Linked DNA regions of Mus musculus: regions 1, 2, 3, 4, 5 and 6 are each linked to region 7. A link is a loop called in an ENCODE intact Hi-C map of the cell type or tissue named here. Cell type or tissue: left cerebral cortex. All regions are shown on one strand. Region 1 has its middle 17 kb from the start of Gm39350. Region 2 overlaps Gm34828 (a long non-coding RNA gene). Region 3 has its middle 53 kb from the start of Gm34770. Region 4 has its middle 8.2 kb from the start of Gm34828. Region 5 has its middle 40 kb from the start of Gm39350. Region 6 overlaps Gm34424 (a long non-coding RNA gene). Region 7 holds the start of Tle3 (transducin-like enhancer of split 3).

Region 1 (4,000 bases), 210 kb after region 7:
GATGCTAAGCCTCTGCCACGCAGGCAATCACTCATTGCCTGGCACAACATGGGCTCTGTGTTGCCTGATCTTGCAGGCCTTCCCTCGCTCCCCACCCCCACCCCACCAGGAAGCAAAGAAATTGTTTCTTGTGATTTAAAAAAAAATGAGTTTAGTTTTTTAATGTTGTTAGCTAATATGGAGGAAGTGTCTAAATGCTCTGAGAGAATTAAGTCAAGAATGTTAAAACTTTCCTGAGAGATGCCCAGAAGACAATACCCAGAAGTATACCATGTTCTTGGATGGGGAGGTGTGTACATCATCTGTCAGTCACTTAATTCATTGTCATGATAAGTGTCTCTGACAACAGTGACTTAAGTGTCCGGGACTTATTTTTGACTCACAGTTTTAGAGTCCAGCCCATTGCTGTGGGAGAATCATGGTAGCAGGTGTGTGAGCCAGCTGGTTAGGAAGCAGAGATAGATAAATTTTTGTAGCTTCTCTTTTTTCTTCTCAGACTAGGACCCCAGTCCGTTGACTACTCATGTAACCCAATCTAGAAACTTCCTGACAGACATTCTCAGAAACTCTAAGCACATCTAAGCCTATGAACTGACAGTGATTATATGGATGGGATTTTTTTTCATATATTATTTTGTCACAAGAGGGCTTGGATGCCACAGCAACACGTGGAAGTCAGAGAACAATTTGTAGGAGTCAATTCTACCATGTGGATTCAAGAGAGACGACTCGGGTCAACAGGTTTGGTAGGCAGCACCTTTAGCTGCTGAGTTATCTCACTGGATCCATGATGACAATTTTAAGGGCAGTCCCCATTCTATCTTTTCTCTCACTTGGGATCTGACAGTGACACACATGTGTGCGAGAGAAAAGGGAGAGAATTCAAGATGGTGGCAGAGGACAACAAGGACAAACCCAGGAGGCTGTTGTTGGGACTCAAGGTTTAAGACTTGTGACTGATCGGCTGATGTGAAGTCTGCTTGGATACCTGGATAGAAGTCGCTTACAGGCTCTGTGTGTAGGAAGTAGATCCCTAGGGCCGACCTTTCCTGGTCATGTTCAAGGAGGTTCTGGGTCCCAGTGGATTTCCCCCTAGCTGTCATTACAACTTGTACTGGCTGAGTTTGTGTGTCAATTTGATGCCAGCCAGAGCCATCAGAGAGGAAGGAGCCTCATTTGAGGAAATGCCTCCATAAGACCCCGCACTAAGACATTTTTTTTCAATTAGTGATTAACCACTTAGCTCGTTGTGGGTGGTACCATCCCTGGCCTGGTGGTTCTAGCTTCTATAAGAAAGCAGACTGAGCAAGGCATAGGGAGCAAGCTAGTAACCAGCATCCCTCCATGGTCTCTGTATTAGCTTTTGCCTCTTGGATCCTGCCGTTTGACTTCCTTGGATAATGAATAGCAGTATAGGAGTGTTAGCCAAATAAACCCTTCCCTCCCAACTCGCTTTTTAGACATGGTATTTCATCGCAGCAATAAAAAACCTAGCTGAGACATAGCTAGAGTGGTCTCAGCCTTAACCCTGCTGTCTCCAGTGGATAAGCCTCAGGGCATCATCAGCCTTACAAGTCTGGAGAATTCGCCCTGAAGTCTGGCACAGATTCTTAGGGAGGGACACCCAGCAAGGTGAGGAGGAAGCGCTCTCAGCTGCTGTGTGTGTTCACTCAGATGGTCTGTGTTTGAGTGCACAGAAAATAACAAAATGTACTGAAGAGCCAACACACGAACTAGGAAGCCACACCACACAACAGCTCTTACCTTTCCCCAGAGAAATCAGGTTGTAAATATGTAGCTGTGTTCTTCCTCCCACCCTGTGGGTGTGGAAGTGTTACATTTTAATGCCTCAATCTGGGCATTTTGGTTTAGAAAAAGAACTGTAACGCTGATGGCCAAATCTCCCTCCACACAGTCTCAGAGAACTTAAGTTCATGTTTAAATTTTCTGCACTGCAGTTAAATACACGGTGCCCAGGAGCAGATGTTCCAGGCAGACACATCCCTAGCTCCACTCTGAAAGAAAACAGAGACACAAACACCACCCCCGTTTCATTGCATCCAATGTATGTATAGCTACAGCACAGACGATCTCCCCTGCTCTTTCCACAGCCAGGATGTCATGAGCACGTGGACCACGCCACAGTGCAGATGGCTAACAGGTGAGGCTAGGGAAATGAGCAAGCAGAGGACAATAATGAAGAGGTGGCAGAGAAGGGCCCGCCATTCCTATAACCTTGCCCACACCCTCCTTTCCTGAGTTCCAGCAAGAGCAAGGACATCAATCACTGTAACAATATTCAATTCCTAGTATTTTACATTTCCAAGGCTCGGCTCTGGTGGGACAGATGAGGGGACCTAGCTGTCCTCTTGAGCTCCTGAGGTAGTCATTCTTGAGAAAGGCCAAATATACTCTCTATTGCCCAGTGGTTATGAAACCTACTAGTCCTGCATCCCTGCAAGATTCCCAGGTTCTCTGGAAACATTCAATTCTGTACATCTGCCCCACCCCTTTTTCTGATCTGAAAGATTCAACAGGGATTGCCTCCCAGATCAAGGTCACACACGATTCACTGAGGATGACCTTGCAGTCACACAACGAGACAGAGGCAGAAAATCAAGTAACCTTCTACTGCTCCTACTGTGGAGAGGCCCAGGATCACTCAGGGGACAGGATGGCTGGCCCCGGGGGACAGGCAGGTCTACCTCACTCACAGTAGACCCGAAACCCTTGAAGTGGGGAGGAAAGGTTGCTGTGAGACACTGACATCTCCCAAAGATACCTTAGGCAGAGCCTGTGTCCCTGGGACCAATAAAAATTCCAATGGGCTCTGTGCTTTGGCCCCAAGCCTGCCTAGCCTTCTAGCCCTGCACAAACGTGTGTTGTGAAATTCCGGATTAGTGCAGCAATGGGTTTAGAGGCCCTATCTTTCTTGGGGAGGAGTAAAATAGTATTCTAATATTGGTTAAATCCTTCTAAATGCAAAGTGGTTTAACAGATTAGCTTAAAATCATCGGGAAGGCTGTGCGGAAGTAGGCCACGGGAAAGGTAAGTTTGGCTTCAAAGCAGAGCCGAGAGAAGTGAAACCACCTGAAATCCAATTTGAGAAAATCTTATTTAAATGTGTTTCTGGGGGAAGAAACGTTCTGCGTATTGTGAGAGTTTGTGCACCAGGAACTCGAAGGCCAATCAAGCCATAAGAGGCTCTTTGTTCAAGGACTCATGTTTGACTCAGCATGGCGCAGCCAGATGTGTGTTGGGAAACCTGTTAGCAGAGTTGCTTTGTTAAGGGGCTTAGTATATAGCCCAAGCTGGCCTTGAACTCATAATCTTCAAGCTGCCTTAGCTTCTTGAGTTCTGGGATTATAGGCACACACCATCACGCCAGGAAATTCTTGCTTTCTTTAAGGAAACATCATTCATATGTCCTCTAGGGAGAGTCTAATGTAAGAAGACGCCCCTGCTCCATCAAAGGCTGTGGGAAGTGAAGACCCAGCATGCAAGATTTGAGGGCTGGATCTCATTCGTTTCTGTCACAATGCCTAGCTCAGGGCTGTCACCTGAAGTAAGTATCCACTGAATAAAAGTGGACATCTCTGGGCTGGAGGGACAGAGCAGTCAGAAGCGTTTATCTCACAACCACGAGGACAAGAGATTGAGCCCCAGACACCATATAAAAAACTGGGCATGGTGGTGTGTGACCCCAGTGCTTGGGGAGGCAGAACCAGGCAGACCCTTGGGCTCTCTGACCAAGCAATCTAACCTCATCCGCAGGTTCCACAGACATAGAGTTTGTGAGGAATGACATTTGAGGCTGACCTCCAACCTTCACCCAGCCACCCACACATACACATACACACACATGCACACAGACACACATAGAGACACATACATGCACACACATGCACACAGACACACATAGAGACACATACATGCACACACATGCACACAGACACACACAGACACACACACACACACACACACAGACACACACACACAC
Region 2 (4,000 bases), 380 kb after region 7:
TCTGCAGTAAGACCCCAGAGGGCACACATAGACAGGGCTCCTTAGCCTATCCCTTGCCCTGGCTCACAGAGGATCCTTGCCCAAAGGTACCACTTTGGGAATTTAGCCTTCTGCTTACTGAGAAGACCCAAGGGGGTCACAGGCTCCATTCAGCATCTGTCCCAGGCACCTGCTGTGTGCCCAAGACTGTTTGTTGAACTGCAGGGACCTGAGATCCAGTAGGCTTGCCTGATCTGGCTGGGTCTGTATACACACACACACACACACACACACACATCTCTTCCATTATCAATGTAGGAACTTCAAGGTAGTACAGGTGGAAGACCCAGGCACCTATGTCCAGCACACCCTAAAGAAGATCCAGTCACCTTTTCCAGTGAAGACAAAGGGCACAAGCTGAGGAGGCCCAAGGGACCACTGGCTGTCCTTGTCCCACATCCCCCCGTTAGTCATGCAGCAGGCTGACTGATCCTGAGCTGAGACTGGCAACAAGGAGTCTGAAGCATTTCATACTACCTGCCCAGCCCCTAACCCAACCAGGTCCTCCCTTCTCCGGCCATCACAGGCACCAGAGAGACTCCTTGACTACGCCAGAGCAGTAGAGCTCTAGAACAGCAGGAAAGAGAGAGCTTGTCAAGAACCAGCGGAAGATGGTGGCACCAGGAAACAGAAAAGCCTGATGCCGAAGGTCCTGGGCTGAGCTCAGAGAAGTACAATGTATCAGACAGTTACAAAGCAAGGAGGCGGAGCGCCAGGCTCAGAGCCATCTCCTCTCTTTCCTGCAGGCGCCCTGAGGCAGGTTCCCCAAAGCCCTGTCCAGACTCGGTGTTCCTACAGCTCAGAGCGCCTGGGGGTGTGTGGTGCAGAGGGGGAAGCAGGAGAAAACAGCAAGTGCCAGTGTGACTCATGCTTCTAAATGTCGTGTTATTCCAGGCGTGTTCTCACTTTGCCTCCACCTTCATCCACCCCCCCACTTGCCATCTTGAGAACCGGCTGCAGGGTGGGGGAGGAGGCTGAGCCCGGGTCTCTAGGGAAGCTTCGTTTTTACTCTGTCCTCTGGAAAGCTGGGGGTGGGGGTGTGAGTAGGTAGTTGTCCCTAGTGAGCACTGTACTGGGAGCAGAGAAACAGAGTTCTCTCCTGGCTTTAGAACTATTGCTGTGAGACACTGAGCAAGTCCCTCGGCCTCTGTTATTTCATTTCTGTCCTTCCCAGTGTGCAGTGGGGCTTAGGGGAGGGGTCTAGATGCCCTTGGAAGAAAAACAACATGGTTCTCAGGGCTGCGACCCCCAATTCGGGCCTGATTCGGGAAGATTGTGAGAAGGCTTTGATCTGTAGTGTGTGTGTGTGTGTGTGTGTGTGTGTGTGTGTGTGTGTGTGTGTGTGTGTGTGATGTGTGTGATGTGTATAGACAGGTGTGTGAGCTTGCTTTTGTAGACATGTGTCTACACATAGACAAGCATTTGGGCCCATCAGGTGTCTTCCTCACCCACTGTCTACTTTGTTTTATTCAGACAGGGTCTCTCACTGAACCTGGAGATCGTCCGGTCGACTGGGTGTGACAGGTGACCAGCAAGCTCCAGGACCTACCTATGTCCCCACTTGCCCCAGCTCTGGGGTTTTGGACATGTGTCACCATGCCTAGCTTTTATATGGGTGCTGGAGATCAGAACTCAAGTCCTGATGCTGGCATAGCTAACACCTTACTGACTGAGACACCTCTCCAGGCCCTGGTGTTTGTACGTTTAATGCACTTCCCTACCGCCATGCAACCTGGTGGTCCCATGTAGTCTGTTCTAATGGCAGTCTAATCATCTCAGGACCAGTTTGCCTCTTCCAGAAAAAAAAAATCCTTCTTGATTTCCCTGGCCCAATCAGCCATCTTTAGCCCTTGCCACTTCTGGACCTTCCTCCCTGATCATCCTCAACTTCTGTCCCCAAGATATACAAGTCATGTGTGCACATGGTGTGTAAAATAGGTGAGTATGCATATGTGTATGCAGTTGTGTTTGTGTATATATATATGTGTGTGTGTATATATGCGTGCCTGTGTGTTTAGATATGTATTTGTGTATGCATATATGTATGTGTGGTGTGTGTATCTATGTGTGTGTGTGTGTGTGTGTGTGTGTGTGTGTGTGTGTGTGTGTGTGTATATGCATGCCTTGTGTTTAGGTATATATGTGTATGCACACATGAGAACCAGGAATGATAAAACCACACACAATGAAGGGGACATTGTGCCTATAGCCAGGCTAAAGTTCAGACCTGGGTTCCGCATCTCCAGGCCTTACACTTTTGCTACTTACTGGGCCTAGCCAGGTAGTGTCACGTGGGCCCACAATGGGGTTTCCATGTATAAAGTCCTTTGCGGTATGTCTTAGAATGGCCTAACAGACAGCATGTTGCCATGGAGATCTGAATGCCTCCTGCTTGCTGCATACCTTCAGGCAGAGGACTGGGGCATTAGAGTCTTTGAGGGTAGGGAAAGAATAGGTACCCCAGGTACCAGTCAGGTCCCCATGGGAGGGAGAATTCCCCTAGATGGTGTAGCTGCAGAGGTAGGAGTAGAGAGGCTGTGACAGAGGCCAACAGGGTTAAAGGAACCATAAGGGATCATGAGGTAGCTAAAGGGAAAGAGCAGCTGCCAGCTGTTGTCCTAGGGGGTACAGGAGCTGGTTCTGGGACTGTCCCCTCCCACGTCTGAGGAGCAGTTCTTCCTAGGGTGGGGTATCACTCAGGAGAAGCAGAAAAGATCTGAGAGAGCTCTGTCCTCCCATCTCCTGCTGGTACCCACACTAGCCAAGCCTGGGGACCAATGAAGGCATCAGTGACCTCTAAGCATGACCCAGATGGGGTGGAGGAGACAGTTTTACATGGCAACTTGGGGGCATTCAGGGCATTGTCTAGCCCCTCTGCCTTCTTCCCCCTTAGCATGACCCCATCCACATCTAGGGTCCAGAGCTGTCAATCAGAAGCCCCAGCTGAGCACCCCCACCCAGCCACCCAAACACAGGAGATGACACTAGGAAGTCACTTCTTCCCTTCAGCTATCCTGTCTGAAAGCCTCTAGGGTCACGCTACCTGTCCAGAGCTAAGTGTCCCTATCCATTTGTATCCCCTGCCATTGCAGGAGGGGAGCCGGCCCTGCTCACCAGGAAATGGGCCTGCAGAACAGGGAAGCTCAGCAAATGGGAAATTAATTCTGGGCGGTGAAGGGCAGAGGCTGTTGTTTGTGATCTATAACTTACTCTTTGTGTCAAACTGTGTACTGTGTATATCAGTGGGATGGCAAGAAACCCGAGATCTATTACTTAGAGTTTAATCTGTTCTCCGTGTCGGAGAAGGGAGAGGGAGGCGAAGAAAGCCACAACTTTAATCACAGGCCCAACTCTGAGATGTCAAGTCGCTCTGGGGTGTGTTAGTCAAATGATGTCGTATTACAGGCCTCCCAGACAGCTCCCCATACTGAGGCTTTATCTGCCAAGCCGTAAATTAGCACACCTACTTTACGCTCTTCAGGTAAAACCAGTAATTTAGCTGCAAAATACACACACATGCACACGGTGCGGAGGTGGGGGGGGGGACTTCGAGGAGGGGGCAGCCCCACCTTTGAGCGATGAATAGGGAAAATGAGCAAAGCCAGGGATGGAAATGACACCTCCGCTGCACCTCCTGTCATTAGTGTGTGAGAGCCCCTGTGCCAGCCCCACCGCAGCCCACCTTCCTTCCTACCCACCTTGGCGCCTCCCCCACCCCCACCAGCCCTTCTCCTCCTCCATGAACCGTAAATTACATGCTGACACCTTTAATTTGTGCAAAGTATGCCTGGCTGCGCCTGGCACCAGCAGCCGGCTGCTATAATAAGGTCAATCTATATTCATTGAAGCGGCACTTCATGTGCCTGATAACACAGGGCGGCATCGGGCGCCGCGGTGGCTTCTCCAGGCTGGGGGGCGGGAAGGGGGACAGGATGGCGGCGACGCGGGGGTGCCCGCTGCC
Region 3 (4,000 bases), 340 kb after region 7:
CAATGAGCCCGACCACTGTGTCAGCTACTGCTTGGATCTTTCTTTCATCATTTAAATGGAGGGGAATGACATGGAAGACTTAGTTCCACCTATTCCCCAGAAAAGTGGATGCAGAGTCAGGGGAAGCAGCCTCCAAACTCGGCTGAAGAAGAACGGGGCTTGGCTGCTGACTGCTGAGAAACCTGGGGAATGGCTGCCTCTTAGCATTTCTCCATCTGGACATGAGGAAGGTAGCAATTACCTTTTATGTGAGACACTCGCTTACTGTGACAGACTGACGGCATGTAGGACCCTGGTTCCTGTTCACCCCTCTATACTCATGGCCTTTGCCTATGACTCTGTACTGCCTCTCACTTTAAGGGATGGCATCTTTTTCCCGATAAGGTTTTAGAATCTGCCCCCTCAAAATTCGTATGCCAAAGGCTAATGCCCAGCCTGATGGTGTCAGCAGATGGGGGGGGGGGGGCTTCAGGCCATAACTGCCTCATTAGGGTGCAGGCCTCCCAAGTAGACTGGAGAGGGCATTGGAATGGGGAGAGAGCTCAGCTAGTGAAGTGCTGGAGGATCTGAGTTCACTCCCTAGAACCTCACAAAGAGCTGGGTGTGGTAGTACACAGCTGTGCTGCCAAGGGAGGCAGAGACAGGAGGATCCTTGGGGTTCACTGCCCTCCATGTCAGTCTACCCAAATTGGTGAGCCCCAGGTCAGTGAGAGACCCTGTCTCATCAAAAAGGGTACAGAGCAACCACTCAAGATATCGAATATCAACCTGTGACTCTCATATGCTCACACACACACACACACACACACACACACACACACACACACATACACATATGCATTCACACAGAGATATGTGGATGTGAAAACACAAACAAGAGACATATATGTGTGCGTGCGTGTGTATATATATACATATATATCACATTACATATATTGTATATAAATATATATTTTATATAAATGTAAAGCAAGAAAATGGCGTCGGTGCGCCAGTAAGCAGGCCTCCTTCAGACGCCAAGTGCACCTCAATCTTGGGGTTATCAACCTCCAGAACAATGAGTAACACATTTGTGTTGTTCATAAGCAACCAGCTTTGGGCATTTTGTTACAGAAGTCTTCATGGGCTACGACACACCCTCTTCCATTGAGGTTGGTCACATCACTTGCCTTGGCCAATGAGATGTTCACCACTGTGGTAGGGCAAGTGCTCTGATGGCTAAGCTCAACCCTCCCCACCTCTGTATCTGAAGTTGCCAGGAGGGAAAACCCTCCTGAGCTTCTGGAGGGCAAGAGGAGACAAGCTTGGGCTACAGGAAGGAGGTCTATCAAGGTCACCCCACGGCCAGCCTACGTCCAGGTATGTGAACAGCTCAGGTGAGAACAGAGAGATCTCTGCTGACTTGCTGGTCAAGGAATTAAAAAAATGCTGACTTTTTGTAAGCTGGAGTGTGGGTTGATGGTTTGTAGGGCGGAAAGATTTTTGGCAAGCAGTGTGAAACACACTCACAAAAACAGCACACCGTAGGAGCCCAAGATCTGAGCATTTCCCCACATCACTGTACCACCCCCACACTTTCAAGAACCAACTCCATCCTAATGGAGACAGTTGGGAGGCATAAACCTTGGTCCCAGGGCACTCTCAGCTTCTAGCTCAGTGTTACCTCCCACTTCGGATTGATTACAGACGCGGACTGCTCAATTTTGATTAAACACTAAATTGTAAGCTGCTTACAGAATGCATGCAGAAAGCTGGCATTTATGAAGTCCAATAAACTACTTGTAAGAACAGGAGTGCTAGATGAGGGGGAAAAAAAAAATAAGATCCTCATCCAAACAAACACGGGTTGACAGCCGACAGATGGTCAGAATCCCTTCCCTTGTAAACTAGAAAAATGAAGATTTGGCAAGGGCTGTCTGAAAAAGAACTTGCAAACATCAAAGCTTCCCCTTTCTGGGCTGGTGTTTTTCTGGGCCTGACTTCAATATTTTCACAGGCTACTGCACGGAAAAGGTGTTGCAGGCCTCCGCATCGCTGGCGAGGAAAGGCTAAGACATACCAGGGAGGGAGGATTTATAGGAGGCAGCGCTGCCAACCTCGCAAAGAGGGAGCGAGCATTTAAAACCCAGCGCCTGCATACTTCCATAAATCCCCACAACTCAGCGTCAAGCCTCCCCCTTAATCTGCTGAGGTGTGAGGGAAAGGAAGGAGGAATTTTCTAACTCCATTTTTCCACTCGGATCAGCTTCCAAGGGGGAGGGTGACGGCGAGTTAATCTTTTGAGGCCAACAGCCATCTTAATAGAAATAAGATCCAGCCTTAAAACCCCAGGACTGGGCTCCCCTCACCTTTGTAAACTGAAGGAAAACGGCTGTTAAGTAGGGCTTTGGCCTGGACTCAAAGGGGCCCCGAGGATGGGGAGCGGCAGGGTCTTTGACTGCTTGGGTTTTGGTAGTCTCACGTCCTCCCTGGGAACTTGCATTGCTCAGGGTGCCGACATGCTGGTGAGGCAGGCAGACTTGGTGGTTCTTTGGTTATTTACATGGTATGCCACAGATTGACAGATTGCCCTCACTTCCAAAGACAGCCCTGGTGACACTCCCCAGCATCGTTGCCTCAGACACATCAGTTGGTACTGTGGTTTGAGTACCATCTGAGCAAGCCCACAAAGTTCTCATTGTGACTGAAGTCTTGAGCTCAATAGTGGTGCTAAGTGATGATGGAGGACCTTTGGGAGGGGGTGGGGTATAGTGAGATGACCTTTGATTGTAGAGAGCACATGCTCAGAAGGCACTGTGGAGCACCAGTTTCCTTCTCTGATTTTATGTTCACACACACACACACACTGATATACTACTGTCTATTATTCTCATTAGATAACTAATAGAGCTTATCTTGGACATTTTATTTACTTTGTGTGTGCATGCACATGCACACGTGTGCATGGGCACATGTGTGGTATACAGACACATTTGTGGAATGTGTGCATGTGTGTATGTGTGCATGTACAAGTGTGTGCATGTACATATGGAGATGAAAAGTTAGACATCCAGTGTCTCTCTTGAACCTAAAGCTCTGTGATTCAGCTAGACAGGCTGGCCAATGCTCTCCAGGAATCTGCTTGTCTCTGCCTCACTAGCACAGGAGTTATAGGTATAGATAGCTAAACCTGATTTTTCACATGGCTACAGGAGAGTCAAACTCAGGTCTTCATGCCTATACAACAGGTACTTTGCTAACAGAAGCACCAGTCTGATTCCTCTCAGTGAACAAGGAAAAAGGAAGCCATGTTCTAAGTCACTACAAGACATGGTGATGCCTACAAATATCATATCTTTGGCCACACTTGGCCCAAAGTTTGGACTCTACAAATAGAGTGAATGTTACCACCTCTCAAAAGCAGATGAAGCAAAACACATGAACTAAAGGACACTTTATGCTCTGATCTAATTGTCACTCCAACTACCTGTTACTTGCTGACCTCATTGACTGCTCTCTCTGAATTATAGATAACAGATGCCCTGGCAGGGCCAGCTCTGAGTCCAGCATCCTTCCTCTGGATTGTAGACTAAGAGCACCGTGCTCAGCAGAATGATCTGTGTGGTCCTGAGAGACCACATTTCTAATAAAGTTCCCTGTCCCTCCTATCAGCTAGTGGCACCGTGACCATCCTAACTTGTGTAAGCATACTCTCAGATGTTCATATAGTGACCAAACTGCCTAATGGCACATTCCTCAGAACATGTTCCTGTCATTAAAGGACCCTTGTTTTATGTAGATCATATATGTGTGTGTATATGAATGGGAAAATGGTTCCATTGGGTAAAGTGCTTGCCACAGAAGCATGAAGACCTGGGTTCAGATTCTTGTTTCCCATATAAACAAACAAACAACAACAAGAAAAACAAAACAAAACAAAATACTGGGTGTGGTGGTACATGTCTGTAACCCTAGCAGTTCAGGGGGAGAGGGTAAAGCCAAGTAGATCCCAAAATGATGA
Region 4 (4,000 bases), 460 kb after region 7:
GGTCTCAGCCCTAACTCAAAGAGGCCAGGTTTCAACCTCTGGCCTCCAACTCCTGCCCCACTCCTAGGCAGGGCCAGGCCCTTTCCACTGGCTCCATTAGAGCCAGTTCAGGCCACTTACTCACAAGTTTTATGCCCACTAATTCCCAGCCCCACGGGGACCATTTTCAGTTCATCTCCATATGTCTCATCCCCGGTGGCTTTGCATCCTGCTGGGCCTATGTAAATAACCAGATGCAGGGTGGGCCTAGTGGTATAACAAGACACTCCACAAGGACTGAAGATGCCTCCAGTGATGAAGAGGAGGAAAACACTAGCACCCTACCTCAGGAGCTCTAAGGAGGTAACAGGCATCTGAGAGCCATCCAGGGTGCTCACGAAGCCCAGTGGTGAGGGATTAGCTCTGTGGACACTGCTGAACTCTAAGACTCTAGGATGGAATCCTGGGAGTGCTGGAGACATCCAAAAAGTGGTCTCTCTCCCTACTACATCCCCAAGCATCCAGAGCTTGAGCCAAGGTAAATAGACTGAAGGACTGAGGAAGACTTGCATCTCTAGCCAGTCCCACCCAGGAGTAGCCTTATGAAGAGGTTGGAGCCTCAGGAGTTGGCCATCCTAGAGGAGGGACAACAAAGTCATTCCAAAAAGAAGTACCCCACAGCTGAGTGCCAAGGAACAGTTCCATGTCCCGCCCCAATCCATCCCTAGGTGACTGCCCACAGATCATGCCTGACATTCTGGAGGACAGATCATCTGCCCATGTGGGAGGGGTCACAGCCGGGAAGTAAAGGACAGTGACCTACAGAAGACAGATAGGGAGTGTGGGAAATTTGGTGTCACTAACAACCTCTCTTCCTAGAGAGCCAAGCAGGGCTAGAGGTGACAGATTTCACCTGACCTTGGTCTTGTGTGATCTGGAGATGTGTCAATCATGACCACGTGCCAACACCAAAGGAGATCAAACAGGAGCAGAGGCTGGAACAACTCCTGGCAGAACAGCACAGCCAGCTAACAACTCTCAGAGTCTGTTTCCTTCCCATCCCTTCCCCAAGACCAAAGTGCCTCCCTGAGCCTGATCCTCAACACATGGACCTCAAGGTACAAGGACCAGATGAGAACCCCAGATCACCTGAGCCCCTTTTTACAGAGACGGAAACCGAAGCTCTGGAAAGGAAAGGCTCAGCAGAGCATACATGCAGCTGCTGGAACGGAACACCAGTTCAAAGCAGAGCAAGGATGAAGCTCTCCATCCCACATGGCACCACCCCTGCATCACCCCACCCCCAGGCGCATCTGTCCGTGAAAACTGTTACTGTCAGTCGCCGCCCTCCCCAACCTCCATCCTTCCCTTCTTCCTGAAACCAGAACATTGTGCAGAGTAGAGAGGTGGGAGTAGGGCAGCCAGTGGGCAGAAGTGTGATGGTGAAACTCAAGGTACTGGAGAGAAGAAGTCTGGGGACAGCCTCATCACTTTGGGCCATGCAGCCTGGCTGTTGGTACACTGCGCCCCACTGTGCTTTGTCCTGGCTCCTAGCTTGCCCTCCCAGGTTTGACGCACAGCAGTGAAATGCAGAGCTGACCGAGAGAAAAAGCACCTAATCATGTAAGACCCACTCCTGAGAAGCCAAGGCGCGTCACACCCCCAGGTCCTGGTCCCAGGTGCTCTCTGTAGCCCACTGGATGTAGTTGGCCTCATACAGCCATATGAAACTACAGTTAAAAAGGCACAGCAGCAATCCGGAGCTCTCCCTGTTTACGACAGAGTACCACCTCCTACAGCAGCCGCACCACCTTCGCCCACACATGCCTGATGCCACCAAAACAGGCTGTCACAGCAGAGACAGGCCTCTGGTGCCCTCTACTGTTTGACACTCCTGCACCATAGCTGGAGGATGGCACCAAGGCTGGCAGGGGAGACTGGGGAATGGCACCTGCCCCCATTGGGTTGTCCCAGTTTATAACAGCCCCTCCATCCATTTTCCAAGGGGATCCAAAAAAGCATGATACCGCTGCCAGGGGTAGATCAGCAGGGTGTGTCTTGTTGACAGACCACCTAGAGGAATGGCTTGCTAGTGAGCCAGCATGGTAGTGCACATCTGTAATCCCACACCCAGAGAGGCTGAGGCAGGAGGATCCCAAGTTCCAGCCAATCTGGGATGCCTAGGGAGACCCTGATCAGAAAAGAGCTGCTAGTAAGACAGGCTCCTCTCCATCATGGACTGTCTCTCTGCAGAGGCTGCTTCCAGTGTCCCCAACTTGTAGTTCAAGGTCATCACTACTCACAAGGACAATAGCCTCCCTAATTCTGCCCTACTTAGGATCCCCAAGAGTCAAAGAACACAGAAGTAAAATAGCTAGAGATGTATGGCTAGGTATGGAGAGCCACATACAAAGACACATGCCTCTCTCTCCTCTCTCTCTCTCTCTCTCTCTCTCTCTCTCTCTCTCTCTGTCTGTGTGTGTGTGTGTGTGTGTGTGTGTGCGTGCGCGCGCGCTCATGAATATACATATAAAGAGAAAGAAGGAGGTCGAAAGGGAGAAGGGGAAACTGTTGTGAACTGTCCCCTGTCCACTGTCTGCAGAGCTGACCAGTGCCTAAAGCTTTTGGGACGAGATGACATAGCCGGGAGTGTCTAACCCACCTGACAGCAAGTACAGGCCAGAATATATGGGAATTTGGCCCAAGACAAAACTTTAAACTTACTTAAAATACTATGAAGTGGTTTCTGTTGCAATTTTTGTAACTTGAGTGCATGATTCTCAATCACGAACTCTGTAGATGATGTCATTCTGCCTGCTGCCACTCAAAATAACCATAGGCCTGGTCTAGCAATGCCTGGGCCATGGGTAGGATGTCCCTGGAATAAAGTGCAGCTCAAGACAACTCTTCATCAACCAATATGCCCCCAGAGAAGCCAAAGAGAGGGGCTCCTCGGCTCTAGATCACAGTCTCTAGTTCAACTTCACAACATCGGCCTGGAATCCACTGGATTTCTAATCACCTAGACAGAAACAGGCAGTGGGCTTGATTGATTTAAATGTTAGTCTCGGACATAAAATATTTTGTGATACCTTGGCTGGTGTCTGACTAAACCACCAGTCACCGTAGCATATGCAAATCAACACATGCCATCAGCCATCGCACTCCTCGTGGGCTTTGTGTGTCCACCAAGCATGTGCCAAAGTATCAACTCTGCGCCAGATCATGGGAAACCTTGTGTGTACAAGGCACGTCTCTATTCTTTCACAGTCTTTGTTAACCTGGGGCTTCCTGGTCCAAAGGGCCAGCCTTAACAGATGAATTGATTGATGACTTATCTTGCTTCTGTGTCACGATGCTTGGCAAAAGCAACTTAAGGGGAAAGGGTTTGTTCCGGCTCACAGTTTCAGTGTGCAGCCCGTTGCAGCAGAGAAGGCATGGGAGTGGGAGCTTGAGGCAGCTGGCCACGTTGCACCCAGGGTAGTCAGGAAGGAGATGTGATGTGCTGCTGTTGTTTATCTCACTTCCTCCTTCTCTTCAGCCTAGGCCTCCAGTCCCTAAAATGTGCACCCAAGTTAGGGAGATTCTTTTCATCTCAGAGAATCTAGTCTGGATCCTCTCAGGTATGCCTAGAAGCTTGTCCCCTAGGCGACTGTAGATTCTGCAAGGTGACAATCAATATAAGCCATCAGGACTGGAGAGATGGCTCAGTGCATGAATCATTCAGATGCCCATGTAAAAGCCAGGAAGGTATGGCAGCTCCACCCTGTAACTCCAGAATTTGTATGGCAGGGCAATCTCAGAGCAAGTCGGGTAGCTCGACAAACCCAATCAAAGAGCTCTGGGTTCGATTGGCAGGCCTTGCCTCAATGAATAAAGTAGAAAACAATCAAGGAAGACACTTCAATCTCCAGCAGCCACACATATGTGCTTGTACATGTACACGTATACACACGTGCCTACACACATGGGAAACCCATATATACAAGTCTGGCGTACATATTACACACACTTATCCATG
Region 5 (4,000 bases), 180 kb after region 7:
AGAGGCAACAAGTACCAGCACTGTACAACGGAACACACACAGAGCCCAGGGTTGCATTCCAAATGATAAGTTTCACAGCAGTGCAAGCATTTCCAGTAGTATTTATTAAGAGCATCCCTCCCAAGATGGTCGGCTCTGGGGGACTTCTGTGAATGCACTCTAGAGGCACCACAGCCCCTGCCGGCGAAAGGGTGGGCCAGCATCCGTGGACTTAGACAAAACAACCCCAAGGAGTCCAAGTTACACACTATAGAATTCTAAAAAACTTGTTAGTGTGAATGGCCTGCTTTGTATGCAGCTGTTGTCAGCTGGGCACAGTTACAGCTCCCTTCTGCTGGCAGCCTAATGCGCTCAGTGTGGCCTCTGTCTTGTCAACATGAAGCCCTTTGGCCTTCAATGCTATTGTTTTAGTTAAAATGTCAGGCTCACTCTTCTGATTATTATTGATCTTTAATTTTTTATTGCATTAATTAATTTATGCATGTGTCAGGGGCAGCACACACATGCCACGGTATACACATGGAGGTCAGAAGACAACTTTTGGAAGCCGGTTCTCTCCTTCTACCATCAGGGTTTTCAGGATTGAACTTAAGACATCAGGCCTGGAGCAGGTGTCTTTATCCACTGAGCTACGTTGCCAGGCCCATTATTGGGTTTATAACCTCCTAGGAGAGGAGTTAAAATGTAGCTGCAGAAATAGTTTAGACAGTAAAGCCTTACAAAGCTTGAGGGACCCGAGTCTGGTCCTCTGTAAATGCTGGGGAGGACGGCAGGTGCTGATGCTTACTGGCCATCCAGGTTAGTCTACTTGCTGAGTCCCAGGCCAAGCAAGAGTTGTCTCGAAAACAAGATGGACAACCTTTGAGGAATGGCAGCTGAAACTGTTCTCTGGCTCCGTCATCCATGTACACACACACATGCATACACACTTGCACATAAGCACATACACACAAAGGGGTAGGGGAGGGAAGAACAGAAGTCAAGTAGGCCGGCTCACTATTCGAGGAAGGGACATCATTTTGGGATAGGGAACAGAGGGGAAGGGTGGCCTCTGGTGAGGTCACTGAAAGACTCCATTCTGCAAACGTCCAGAGAATGTTCTGGGTGCCTGAACAGGGACTGGACTGTAGGAAGGAATTCGAGTTGGCATCTCTTGGAATGATCTCAGCCTCTGGAGAGTCTTCCAGATTAGCTATTTCTGAAAAGCGACAACCCCAGCTGCTCTGACTACGCAAGGCTATTGATGTTTGTCCTTCCCTCTGTCAGCCACTGAGTCATACTGGAGTTCATGGGAGCGGGGAGGGAATTCAAGCCTTGGCAAATGTGGCGGCCCACTCACCTCCTAGCTATGTACTTGTCAAGCCTGCCTGTCTCTTTGAGCCTCCTTTTCTTAGCTACGAATGGGGAACCCTAAAGTCCATCATGTCCATCACTGGAAGGCAGCATACACATCTTCAAAAGAGTCACACACTAAAAGGGGAATTTCTGTTATTATTATTGAACATCTGTATTCAGAATTATTTCTTTGAGGACCCTGGTGAGGCCCACTCATCTTGGCTTTTTTTTTTTAAACCCATAAAATCATACTTATTTATTTAACTGTGTATGGGTGTGGGGAAATACATGTCATGGTGCGTGCATGTGTGCATGCATGTGTAGGTGCATGCATGTGTGTGTGTGTGTGTGTGTGCATGTATGTGTGCGTGCGTGTTAGTCAGAGGACAATGAGGGATTCAATTTTTTTCCTTCTACCATGTGGATCCCAAGGGATGGAACTAGGTTGTCAGGCTTGGTGGCATCTTGCCAGCTCCGTCCTGAGTTCCTTGAAAGAGCCCTCTTTTTACCCTCCTCGGGAAGCTTCACACAACTCTTGTATGTAACTCAAAGAACTCCTGGCTTCGTATCATTGTTGCTTGGTCCTGGGCCACGCACCTCGTTGTACCAATTGGACACACTGGCAAACTCTGACAAACATTTGACATTCCACTTTTATTAAGTGTCTGCTCAGACACTATGATGGCGCTTCTCGGTTGTCAGCTTGACATACCTGGGAAGAGGAAGCCTAAATTGAAAAATCCCCTCCATCAGCTTGGCCTGCAGGGATGTCTGTGGGGAGTTTTCTTGATTACTGAGAGATATAAGAGGGCCTAGCTCACTGGGGGCAGTACCAACCTTAGGCAGGTGGGCCTGGCCTAAAAGAGAACGATACTGAATTGTGAGCCTGAGAGCAAGCCAGGAAATGGTGGTGCTCTGTGTGTGGTGTCGGCTTCAAGCGCTTGCCTTGCGTTCCTACTGTAGCTTCTCTCTATGATGGACTGTAACCTTTAAGAGGAAGAAAAGCCTTTCCTCCCCAAGTCTGCTTCAGTCAATGTTTTATCACAGCAACAGAGAAGCAAACTAGGGCAGACATCTGAATGGTGCACAGAGCCCACCAGTAGGCAGAACAGACTCATTTTGTCTCCAGAGCATAGAAAAACATTAACTGTAATTCCGAAGTCTACTATGTTGGGTGTTTTTTTTGTTTTGTTTTGTTTTGTTTTTTTGTTTTGTTTTGTTTTTGTTTTGTTTTCTTTTGTTTTTTCTGAAAATTGGGGAAGAGATGAAAGGTAAGGTAGATCTGGCAAGAGTGGAATGAGCATGCCTCAGAGGGTGTGCACAGCAGTGGAAAATGGGATGTGTAGGGTGGTTTCACAGACAAAAGAAAATTTGAACAGCCATGGTAGAGATGAGGTTGTCAGTCCAGGAGACAAGTGGTGGAGGAGCTGTTTAGAGAGAGTGATCTACTGAGCTCTGGGATCTACTGACTGAGCAGAGCTCAGAAGACGGAGCCCACAGTCTCAAGGGCAGGACGGAGCTGCTAGGGCAAAGGTCAAATGCACGGAGCTGAGAGGATGTGCAGATCACAGAGAGCTTTGTCGGCCATCTTGAGGGACCTTGCTCTGCATGGTGTGGAAGATCGTTGCGTGGTTCTGAGCACAAGAGACTTGAACTATTTTTCCAAAGGCTCTGCGGTTCCATACTAAACAGATCTGGGGCTGAGAAGACAGCTCGTTCAGTGAGTAAAGTTCTTGTCATGCAAGAGCCAGGACCTGAGTTCCATTTCCAACACAAACATGAAAGGTGAGGCAGGAGGGTGAGCGAACTGAGCGAGTGAGCTCTTGAACTCTGAGCATCAATGAGGCAGAAACAGCAGATTCTTAGTGGCTCACTGGCCAGCCATCCTGCCCCCAACTAGAGAGAGCGGGTAGGGTGACAGAAATGGGACCTGGGAGACTCAGGAAATAATGTGCTCATAATGTTGGGCACCTTATATGGTGACAGTGGCTTGCACTGGGGGGTGGTGTGGCTTAGCAGGGAAGTAGGGACAGTGGCCAGAGTGTGGATCCAGCTGAAGCTGCTTTATTGGACATGGGGGGGGGAGGGTGGAGGAGGCACCAAATATTTCAGATGAGCAGTAGGCTAGAGGTGTTACTGGTGCCGTAGGGAGGCTGTGGGTGGAGAGGGTTTGGGGAGGGGGTGGCTTAGGGACTTTGGATTTGTGGAGTTTGTGATGCCTGTTAGACATCTAAGTCAAGATGTTGAGTGGGTGTTCGGATATATCGACTGACGTCCAGGAAAGAGGTCTGAGCTGGAAATATAAATGTGGGCGGCATTAGCATAGAGCTGGTATTTAAAGCCACAAGACTAGGTTGCCATGAGCCTTCCTCCCACATGGCTTCTGATCGGCCTATAGCCAAAGCTGTTCAGAAGACAAGCAAGACCCCACTGGTAGTAACACCCAGATCTCACAGGTTCCTTGTCCTCAACTGCTACTCCTTAGGGAGTCTTCCAGGGAGCCTTGGCCAGGCCACGAGTCCCATTGCCTTCTGATACAGGCTCAGCCTCCCAATCATCACAGTCCCTAATGTGTGCTAGGAGGATCGCCACCATCCTTACACCACAGCTCTCAAGGTCCAGAGACTAGACGTACACAGGGACACATGTCTTCTTGCCTCTTTCA
Region 6 (4,000 bases), 150 kb after region 7:
ATGGGTCAGTTTGGGATACAGACACAGCTGACAATAGCTTGTCATTGTGCAACAGCTTAACTGAAATCTAGCTGTGAGGAGAGATCCCTCTGTGGACAGAACTGTAGGCTGCAGCTGGCCATCATTTTATGTAGAGAGAGAACTGACCCATGACAGAAATCTATACAGATGCACACAAGGGCAGCGGCCATCATCCCAGAAGGTGGTACTGATGGTTCTGAGATGCGAAAGAGGCAGGCACAGCAGGACCCCTCCTGTTTCCACTCTGATTGATCCACGGGAGGAGGCTCCCTGAAATTTTAGGCCCAGGCCTGGCACAGAGGAAACATGCTTCTACCAGAGACACTATGAGAATTCCATTAGTTCTAAGACTATGACCTGTTCACTGGCATCCCTGAGTCAAGAGCCCAGCACATGAAGGAATTTGGGAGTCACCATTTGGCAGGAGGTGGACAGTAACCATCGGGATGTGATTATTCTTATATCTGGAATCAAGGAAGCAGGTAGCTGCAGCCAGCTGATACGTGCATGTGTCTGAGTTTTGACAAGTAACAGAGGAGTTGCAGCATCCACAGATAGTGCAAGAAGGGTGGGATGACACAGGCTCAAGTCCCTCAGGGATGAGGGTCTGGGATGCGCTTGTGTTGCTCACAAGACCCTGTATAAACTCTCATCTAAAACAAGAGCAGAAAGCGCAGCTGAACGAGGCCCGGCATGTCGACTCAGAGTTGGCTCCGGCTTCAGCGTTGGGGGGAGTTATAATTTGCTGATTTTCACAGCATGTGCTCCGGAAAAGGGACCCCAAAGGACCAGAGCCATAGTGTGGTATATGAAGGTGATGGCTATGGAAGGTCACCCATGTTTTCCTTGCAGGAATGGGGTTCTTGGTACTCATGGCTCGAGTCTCATTCAGCTTCATTCTTACCTAAGGAGAATCCTCTTGCCAAGGTCTCTGCCTGAGGCAGGCACTCAGAAAAATGGCTATACTGGGCAACATAAGGCTTTTGGGGCAAGTGTATAATGGCCTCTGAAACACCCCCAACACCCTGCTCTGTCCCCTTTGTGCCCCTTTCTCTCCCATGAGCCCCTTCTCCTCCCATAGATGATTTTGGTTTTACTTGCATGACATCTGCACACACGTAATTTTGTGTATCTAGGTAAACTCCAGGACTCAAAAACGAGAGAAAACATGCAATATTTGTCTTTCTGAATCTGGCTTAATTGGCTTAATTATCTCTAGTTGTACCTCAGAAATAAAAATGGTCACCAAATGGTGCTGTGGTATGCAGAGGAGGATAAAGGGGATGTGTATGTGTGCACAGGTACCAGTGTGAGCATGGGAAGGAAGGAAGGAGAGAGGAAGAGAGAAACTGATTGACTGGTTGATTGATTGATTGGTTGATTGATTGATTATGAGAGTATAAAGAGTTCAAACCCTTACCTTTCTTTTTTTAAGGAAGAGTCTAATCTATTCCTAAGAACTTTTTGATGGGGGATCTGGGGAGATTGCTCAGTGGGTAGCGCGCACAGAGAACAAGGGTGAGAATCTGAGTTGGAATTCCCAGAACCCAAGGACATGCCAGGTGAGTGCAGCAGCCGTCCTGTAATCCCAGCGCTCAGAGAGCCAAGACAGGAGACGCCTGGAGTAAGCTGGCTGGCTTTGCTGGCTGAACTGGCCATGTCAAGGTCCAGAAAGAGGCCCTGTGTCAAGTACATAGAGTGGAGAACAATCGCAGGTGCACTCACCATACATGCATGCACACACATGTATCCATATACATGTAGACACTCATATACACACACATACATACACATACAAAGAAAAGAAAAGGGATTTAGATCAAGATACAAAAGCTTAACTATTTTGCTTACAAATTTGGCATTAATGTAAGAAGAAATAGCTAAAATCCAGGAATTGGTGGCTCTACGTTTTGAAAAATTGGGACCAAGGAGGGCAGAGGGGCAGCAAAGCTGGTCCTTTTAAGAAAATCTTGTGCAGTAATTTGACAGCTGAAATTATAACACCCGATGAGCTCATTAAATATGCAAATTAAAATTTAAAATTTAATTACAATGAGATTTGAAACCAAAAAAAAAAAAAAAAAAAAACCCTGGGCTGAAGTCCTAACTATTCCATCTAGTCCCAGAGTTACTTTAGGGTGATGCCTCAGTTTCCCCATCTGTCAGCTGCTCTGTCATGCTGTTCAAATGATTTTGAAGAAGGCTGGCTTTTGCCTGCAAGCTCTGGACCCACTAAGAGCTCATGGTTGGGAGTGGTTTGCCTCTCGCTGGGCTTGGCCTGCGGAAGAGACTGTGGGTTATGCACTATCTACAGCTGTGCTCAAAATGGCACATCCCTCTGGGTTGTGAAGGCTTTGCACGTCTCCTTCTGAGACAGATTGTCTCATCAGAAATACCAACATATCTGGATGATCTGCTAAACCAGCTACCAGCTAAATTTGCTGCCTCCCAAAATAGTTCTGGGATATCTCTAGGACAGGCCCAGCCCCAAACGCATTCATGAAGGCAGCCAAGACTGAATCCAGTACTCCCACACCCTCCAGGCCTACGGCTCTGCTGCTCTCCAGCCCCCACCCCAGACACCCAGTACCCTTGTCCCCAGCCCTCGACCGGCTCTCCCTTGAGGAGGGACTTAAAGCCTCACCACGGCAGAGGGATATAGTATTGGCCAGCAGTGGGTTCGAACAAACTGCCCATTTCCCAGGAAGATGCACATTTGAACGTGCAATCAAGTATTAAGTTAAAGAAGATAAATTCTAGTGGTGAATTAATGTAGCAAGTAGACATTAAGGAAGGGTATTTTGGGATGTGATGACATCCAAGCTCTTCTAAAATTATATCACACACATGAATACAGTTGGAACGTCTACTTCCACAGAGGCAACCATCTGACAGGCCTTGCTTGGAGGCCCCAGACAGCGCCTATGGCTAGGAGCCTTAGTGCTCTGCAGAGTCCTTGCATGGACTCTCCACAGAATGCCCTCCTGGTACAAGAGGGCCCTTCCACGGATCCCTTGTGTGTGGATATTCACTCTCTTTAGCCCCAGAAGAGCCCCTCTTCCTTCCATGGCTAACCTCTCAGTACAGATTGATGGATGTTTCTTGTTAGAAAAATCCTGTGTGACCTGAAGGTACTGTTTCCATTGCTATCTCTACTAAGTGTCCCTTCCAGGATGTTCCTGAGAGTCTGAGGAAATGGGTGGATGGTCAAACAGGGGACGGCTGGACTGGCTGAAGTCACACGATGTCTTTGCTGCAGGTCATTTTGAGCCTATGGCGAGGTAATGCACCAAATCTCACTCTCAGAATGGGGCCGAGAACTGGCTGCTGTTCGGGTCCTGTGAGCTTAGAATGCTCTTTAGCTGGGGGTCTTGTGGTATGAGCATTGGTGGGACCCCAGCTGTGCAACTAGCTCTGAAGTGGGCAAGCCTGGTGTTCAGAGGACCCCATGGACTCACCGGAGCCAAATGGCCATGCTCCCTTCAGCTCCGCAGGCTGGAATGTCACATGGGTTTTTTGAAACTGGCTCCTCTGTGTGTGGTCACATTGTGGAAATGGACTGTTAGTCCATTTGTCTGCCCCCATGACCAAATAAATTAGGAAAAGCAACATGGAAGAAAGACTTATTGGTCTTTTGGCTTCATAGGTTTGGGTCGCTTAGGGTGGGGGTGGGGAGCCGGGAGTGAGGTGGATCAGAGCAGCTCACACTGAAGCAGAGAGGAGTACCCTTTTGTTGAGCTTTCTCTTTTGTTGCTTTTTATTCTGGCCAGAACTCCAGCCTGCGGCATGTTTCTACCCCCATTCAAGGTGGGTCTTCCATCATTAACCCTTTCTGGGAATGCCCTTGAAGACTCTCCAGGGGTGCTTCATATCAATCTCTAGGCACTTCTCAATCAAGCCAAGTTGACAATCAAGCCAGCCCATCTCACTGGTCAGTCAGGGCTCTGTGCTCCCAGAGAGCGGCTGCTAAATCAGTAGC
Region 7 (4,000 bases):
CAACCTCACCTCTCCTCGACACCCATCCCCCCCCAGCACTCCTAAGACCAGAACAACAACAACAAAACTAAATGCAAGTTTAAAGGGGGGCGGTGGAGATGGAAAATCTCAGACTTCCTCCTGAACGCGGCCCATAGAAATTACCTATTTCAGACGTGCGCAGGAGTAGGAACACCGTGGAGTTTGGGTTTTGATTTTCTTCCTTTTTTTTCTTTCTTTCTTTCCTTTTTCTTCTTCTTTTTTTTTTCTTCAGGGTTTGTGTGTGTTTTTACCTTTTATTATTTAAATTGATACGTTTCATTACTAGGGAGAAAAATAAAATATTCCTTTGATACACAAAATCAAATTGATATTTAGCCTCTGCTTACTTTTTTATGCATGGCTCCTTTATACCACATGGTAGTGACAGATTGTTTGAGCTGGAAGGAAAAGCCATTCAAAGCTAATTAAGCAGCCATTCCAAGCACTATTTGCAAGCGGGAGGCTCAGAAGCCTCGGCATTTGTCAGCGCTCCCCCACCCCTCGTGGTTTTGACTGACAGCTCTGGCTAAGGACTGACAGCTCTCGGAATCTCCACCAATTACTAGTCGAGAGTCTCTTTGCTGGTCTGTGATTGGGTTTTAGACTTGCTCGGGGGCGTGGCCGGCGCGCCCCACGTGGGGGCTGGAGCGAGAAAGGGGCGGGCCGGGTAGGAAGCGGGTGCGCCCACCCGTGACGTAAGGGGGAGGGCAGAGAAGGGGGAGGGGAGAGGGAAGCTCCAAAGAGGAGCCATTTTGAGACTAATGGATGCTTTGGCCAGATGCTCGCATCTGTCGAGCTAGGCTTCTCCCTGCCCCCTCCCCCTTTTCGGTGCGCATCGTACACGATTTATGTTTTTATTTAGGAGAATAAATAAATGAAGAGGGGAGCGTGGTCGAGGCCGGAGCGGGCGCTGAGAGGCTCCATCTCGGGGCGGCCGCTCACGTGGAGGTCCCCGCGCGCTCCCAGCTACTCATTAAGATGCAAACGCGAAACTCAGGCTCCTAATGAGGGGAAAATATAGATTCCGGGGGCGCGCGGCCGGCTCGCGCGCGCCCGCAACGGGCCAGGAGCGTGTGCTTGCGTGCAAGCTTGGTGGGAAAGCCGGGAGGGACCCGAGGACACCTGGGCGGCCCACTCGGCGTTGGTTCTCCGAGGCCGGCGGACCTAGGGTGGGCAGTGTGCCCTGACGTGACCCTTGTCTGCGAGCAGATGGGCCCCAGAGTCGAATATCTACGCCTCCTTGGGTGTCTATGCTGGTGACCAGGGACGCTCCAGGCTCGCAGTCGCTCTTCCACGGGTGGCTGCCGATGCATGTGCCCAGGCAGGCCATCAGGCCAAGAAACGGGGTCGGAACTCTGGGTCGTAGCCAGGAGGGCCCCAACTCCGTGCTTTCCCTTCTTCACCATCTCGGGCCCGGAGCACTGCTGAGGAACCCGCCTTGGCAAGGCTGCGGCCAGGACGTAGCTGTCCCCAAAGGGCAAGAGCCCCAAATGGGGCTAGCCGCACTACTGAGCCTGTTGTCCGCAGACTGCCAGGCCCTTCCATCTGCGCGGCCCGCCAAGCCAGAGTTCTCAGACTTCCCCCTCGCCGGCAGCCGCCTTGCATCAGAGGCGCTGTTTATTTGGCTTTCTGAAAAGAAGGGCGAATGAACAAAGGAGAAAAGCGGGGCGCCCAAGGGTGGGAGAGGGGGCAGAAACGGATAAAAGAAAGAGAAACTCAGTTTGGAGAACAGTCTTAGAGGTCGGAGGTAACTTTGGGTGCCAGCATTTTATCGGTCCTAAATCTTTTGAAGTGAAAACATTAAACTGACAAAGTGATTCTGTTTGTTTTATAGTATCTAATTGGGCTGCTTTGCAACCCTAATGAGATTAGAGGGGGGCAATCGTTCGCCGCCTCTGCAGAATCAACTGATCCATTACTACCAGCCACAGGTTTTAAGGATTGTACAGCTTGTCCTTTTTTCCCCCCCTTTTGTTGTTACTCGTTTTCTCCTTCTCCCCTCCCGCCAAATAATTATTTGCTAGTAGATCGTGGGAAAAAAAGAAGAAAAAAAACCTAGCAGCCCAGGACTATAATATATATCTATTTATTATATGTCTTTCGGTTAATTCCTGATGTGAGGAGCGCTGTTTTTCACTCCCAAGCGAAAGTCACCAGCGGGTAGGGCCTGATTGCTACTTTTCATGCATAGTTTTAGACACAAGAGGGCATTGTGACGTCGCGCCTGGCGGCGCCCAGTCGCAGTCCGAGTCCCGTGGCCCCACGTGGGAGCCTCGCACTCCCATTGGCCAACGCTAGGCGAAGCCGCCACATTATTTTGTTACTTTTCAGTCCCTATTTGGAACTGCTCTCGCGGCAGTTCAGACCTCGTGCTCGGCCCCCTTCGCCTGTCTGTGTGTGGTATCCGCAGGTCCGAGGCACTTTTTTTTTTTTTTGAGTGCGTGTACGTGTGTGTGTTGAGTGCGTGTGCTTGTGTGTTTTGGGGGTTTGTCGGGGCGCGGAGAGGAGAGCCAGGCTGGGAGGAAGGAAAGAAGCCGCAGAGCTCCCGGGCTCGGGCTACGTCTCCCCCTCCGGTGCTCTCCAGCCTGCGCGCTCCTAGGCGGCAGGACGCAGACCGCTCCTCGCCAGAGACGCGGCCGATCCACTTGAAAGCAGAGGACCCCTTCGCCGAGGCTTCCTATGCCGGCTGGAGTTAGGATGCCACGGCTCATTATTTGCACCGACTGAGCCCGGAGTTCCTCCTCGACCCTGGGAAGGGCTGGCGGCGGCGGCAGGAGCAGACGGAACAGCAGGCTCTCCTCTCCGAGGGGGGTGGGGGGGCGTCGAAGCGTCCTCGCTGGGCTCTAGCCCTCACCCACGGTCCTCAAGCCGTCACCTCGGTGGCCTGCTTCCTTTCTCTTCTCGCCGCGAGCTCCGGGCCCGACCGCCTCTGGGATCTGACCCGCGCGCCCCGGATGCTCCGGGCTGCCCAGACGCGCCCCCCTCCAGCCTCATCGTCCTGATTGACCCGTGAGGGGACAGGAGAATCCCCCTTCCCGCAAACCCCCGGCCTCGGGATTCCGCACTGGAGCCGCCAGGGAGCCGATGATGTCCACGCAGACCCGGCTTCTGACACTGTTCACGCAGCCGGGGGAAGGCGGCCGGCCGCAGCCGGCCGAGCCCTAGGCGCACAAAGCGCGAGCCCGCCGACGACTTTGCCGCTCGCTCCGCCGCTCTTTGTCTGCACTTGGGGCGCACGCCCGACTCTGGGATTTCGCTGCGAGAGCGGGCTGGGGGGGCCGGGGGCGAGCTCTCGGTTCCCCGGCCGCCCCCCGCTCGGGCTCGCCTCCCCCCTCCCCCGCACGTCCCCGGCTCGGGCTCTCAGCGCTTCCAAGCTCTCGGAATCGCGACCCCTCCCTGCCATGTATCCGCAAGGCAGACATCCGGTGAGTAATTGCAACTAGGCTTATTTAAGCATCTATCATGGCAGGGTAAACGAGGCAGTTTATCTAGCACCTCCATTTTGCTTGTTGCTACCTTTATGGTGCGCGCGCGTGTGTGCGCTCACACAAAGGGGCTGGGTGGGTGGGGGCGCCGTAGAGAGCCAAGGGTAATTGCGCTCGAGTGGCCCGGGCGGCCTGCGTTGGAGGGGGACGCTGGCTTCCGCCCCGGCCCCTCTCCTAAGTCTTCCAACTCGCGCTCTCGGCACTTGGCCGCCAGAGCCCTTTTGGCTTTGGGGGTGGTCGGGATGCCCGCTTCCGGGCCCCGTCGGGAGAGCGTTGAAAAACTTGCTGGGAAGGTTCTGGGCTGTGGGGTGGTGGCCTTGCCGGAGGCTCCCGGCGGGGAGGGGGCCAGGGACCCAGAGGAGGCACGGGGCCGCGTGGAGCCCTTCTGATGTGCCCACTCCTCTCCCCTATGTTGTCCTTGTGGGCTCCAGGCACCCCATCAACCCGGGCAGCCGGGATTTAAATTCACTGTGGCCGAGTCCTGTGACAGGATC

The links. A loop is a pair of places that touch in the nucleus more often than their neighbours do. Peaks named below come from ENCODE experiments on the same cell type or tissue, not always from the same donor. Only the 100,000 strongest peaks of a DNase experiment are listed, where the experiment ranks them.
Region 1: a loop joins it to region 7, with 6 times the contacts of the local background. A loop is called at or near these places in 3 of 42 quality-filtered maps.
Region 2: it touches region 7 in a loop (7-fold over the local background); 3 of 42 quality-filtered maps call a loop at or near these places.
Region 3: it touches region 7 in a loop (5-fold over the local background); 4 of 42 quality-filtered maps call a loop at or near these places.
Region 4: a loop joins it to region 7, with 8 times the contacts of the local background. A loop is called at or near these places in 10 of 42 quality-filtered maps.
Region 5: a loop joins it to region 7, with 4 times the contacts of the local background. A loop is called at or near these places in 5 of 42 quality-filtered maps.
Region 6: a loop joins it to region 7, with 5 times the contacts of the local background. A loop is called at or near these places in 3 of 42 quality-filtered maps.

Annotation. Positions count from the first base shown.
Region 1 is chr9:61,576,517-61,580,516 of GRCm38, forward strand. No RefSeq gene overlaps it. Among named protein-coding and RNA genes, the nearest start is that of Gm39350, 17 kb to the right of the region's middle. In left cerebral cortex, no CTCF peak of the experiment used is centred here; DNase peaks (open chromatin) are centred at 1,947 and 2,655.
Region 2 is chr9:61,753,107-61,757,106 of GRCm38, forward strand. The region is part of intron 6 of Gm34828 (a long non-coding RNA gene); the gene reads right to left. Among named protein-coding and RNA genes, the nearest start is that of Gm34828, 67 kb to the right of the region's middle. In left cerebral cortex, a CTCF peak has its summit at 763; DNase peaks (open chromatin) are centred at 925, 2,425, 3,363 and 3,943; H3K27ac peaks cover 743 bases.
Region 3 is chr9:61,712,500-61,716,499 of GRCm38, forward strand. No RefSeq gene overlaps it. Among named protein-coding and RNA genes, the nearest start is that of Gm34770, 53 kb to the left of the region's middle. In left cerebral cortex, no CTCF peak of the experiment used is centred here; DNase peaks (open chromatin) are centred at 1,520 and 2,037.
Region 4 is chr9:61,828,620-61,832,619 of GRCm38, forward strand. No RefSeq gene overlaps it. Among named protein-coding and RNA genes, the nearest start is that of Gm34828, 8.2 kb to the left of the region's middle. In left cerebral cortex, a CTCF peak has its summit at 1,863 (motif pointing left); DNase peaks (open chromatin) are centred at 1,306 and 1,814.
Region 5 is chr9:61,553,573-61,557,572 of GRCm38, forward strand. No RefSeq gene overlaps it. Among named protein-coding and RNA genes, the nearest start is that of Gm39350, 40 kb to the right of the region's middle. In left cerebral cortex, a CTCF peak has its summit at 223; DNase peaks (open chromatin) are centred at 262, 1,248, 1,841 and 3,633; H3K27ac peaks cover 550 bases.
Region 6 is chr9:61,515,647-61,519,646 of GRCm38, forward strand. Gm34424 (a long non-coding RNA gene) reads left to right here. Exons shown (of 5, transcript XR_379518.1): 3 at 3,194-3,302; 4 at 3,792-4,000. Among named protein-coding and RNA genes, the nearest start is that of Gm34424, 7.9 kb to the left of the region's middle. In left cerebral cortex, no CTCF peak of the experiment used is centred here; a DNase peak (open chromatin) is centred at 2,471; H3K27ac peaks cover 717 bases.
Region 7 is chr9:61,370,016-61,374,015 of GRCm38, forward strand. It overlaps Tle3 (transducin-like enhancer of split 3), which reads left to right and starts at 2,351. Exons shown (of 20, transcript NM_009389.2): 1 at 2,351-3,446; 2 at 3,938-4,000. The coding sequence starts at 3,423. Gm34157 (a long non-coding RNA gene) reads right to left here and starts at 475. Exons shown (of 3, transcript XR_379512.3): 1 at 369-475; 2 at 145-272. In left cerebral cortex, CTCF peaks have their summits at 373, 2,251 (motif pointing right) and 3,434; DNase peaks (open chromatin) are centred at 575, 1,480, 2,284, 3,325 and 2 more places; H3K4me3 peaks cover 3,592 bases; H3K27ac peaks cover 3,301 bases.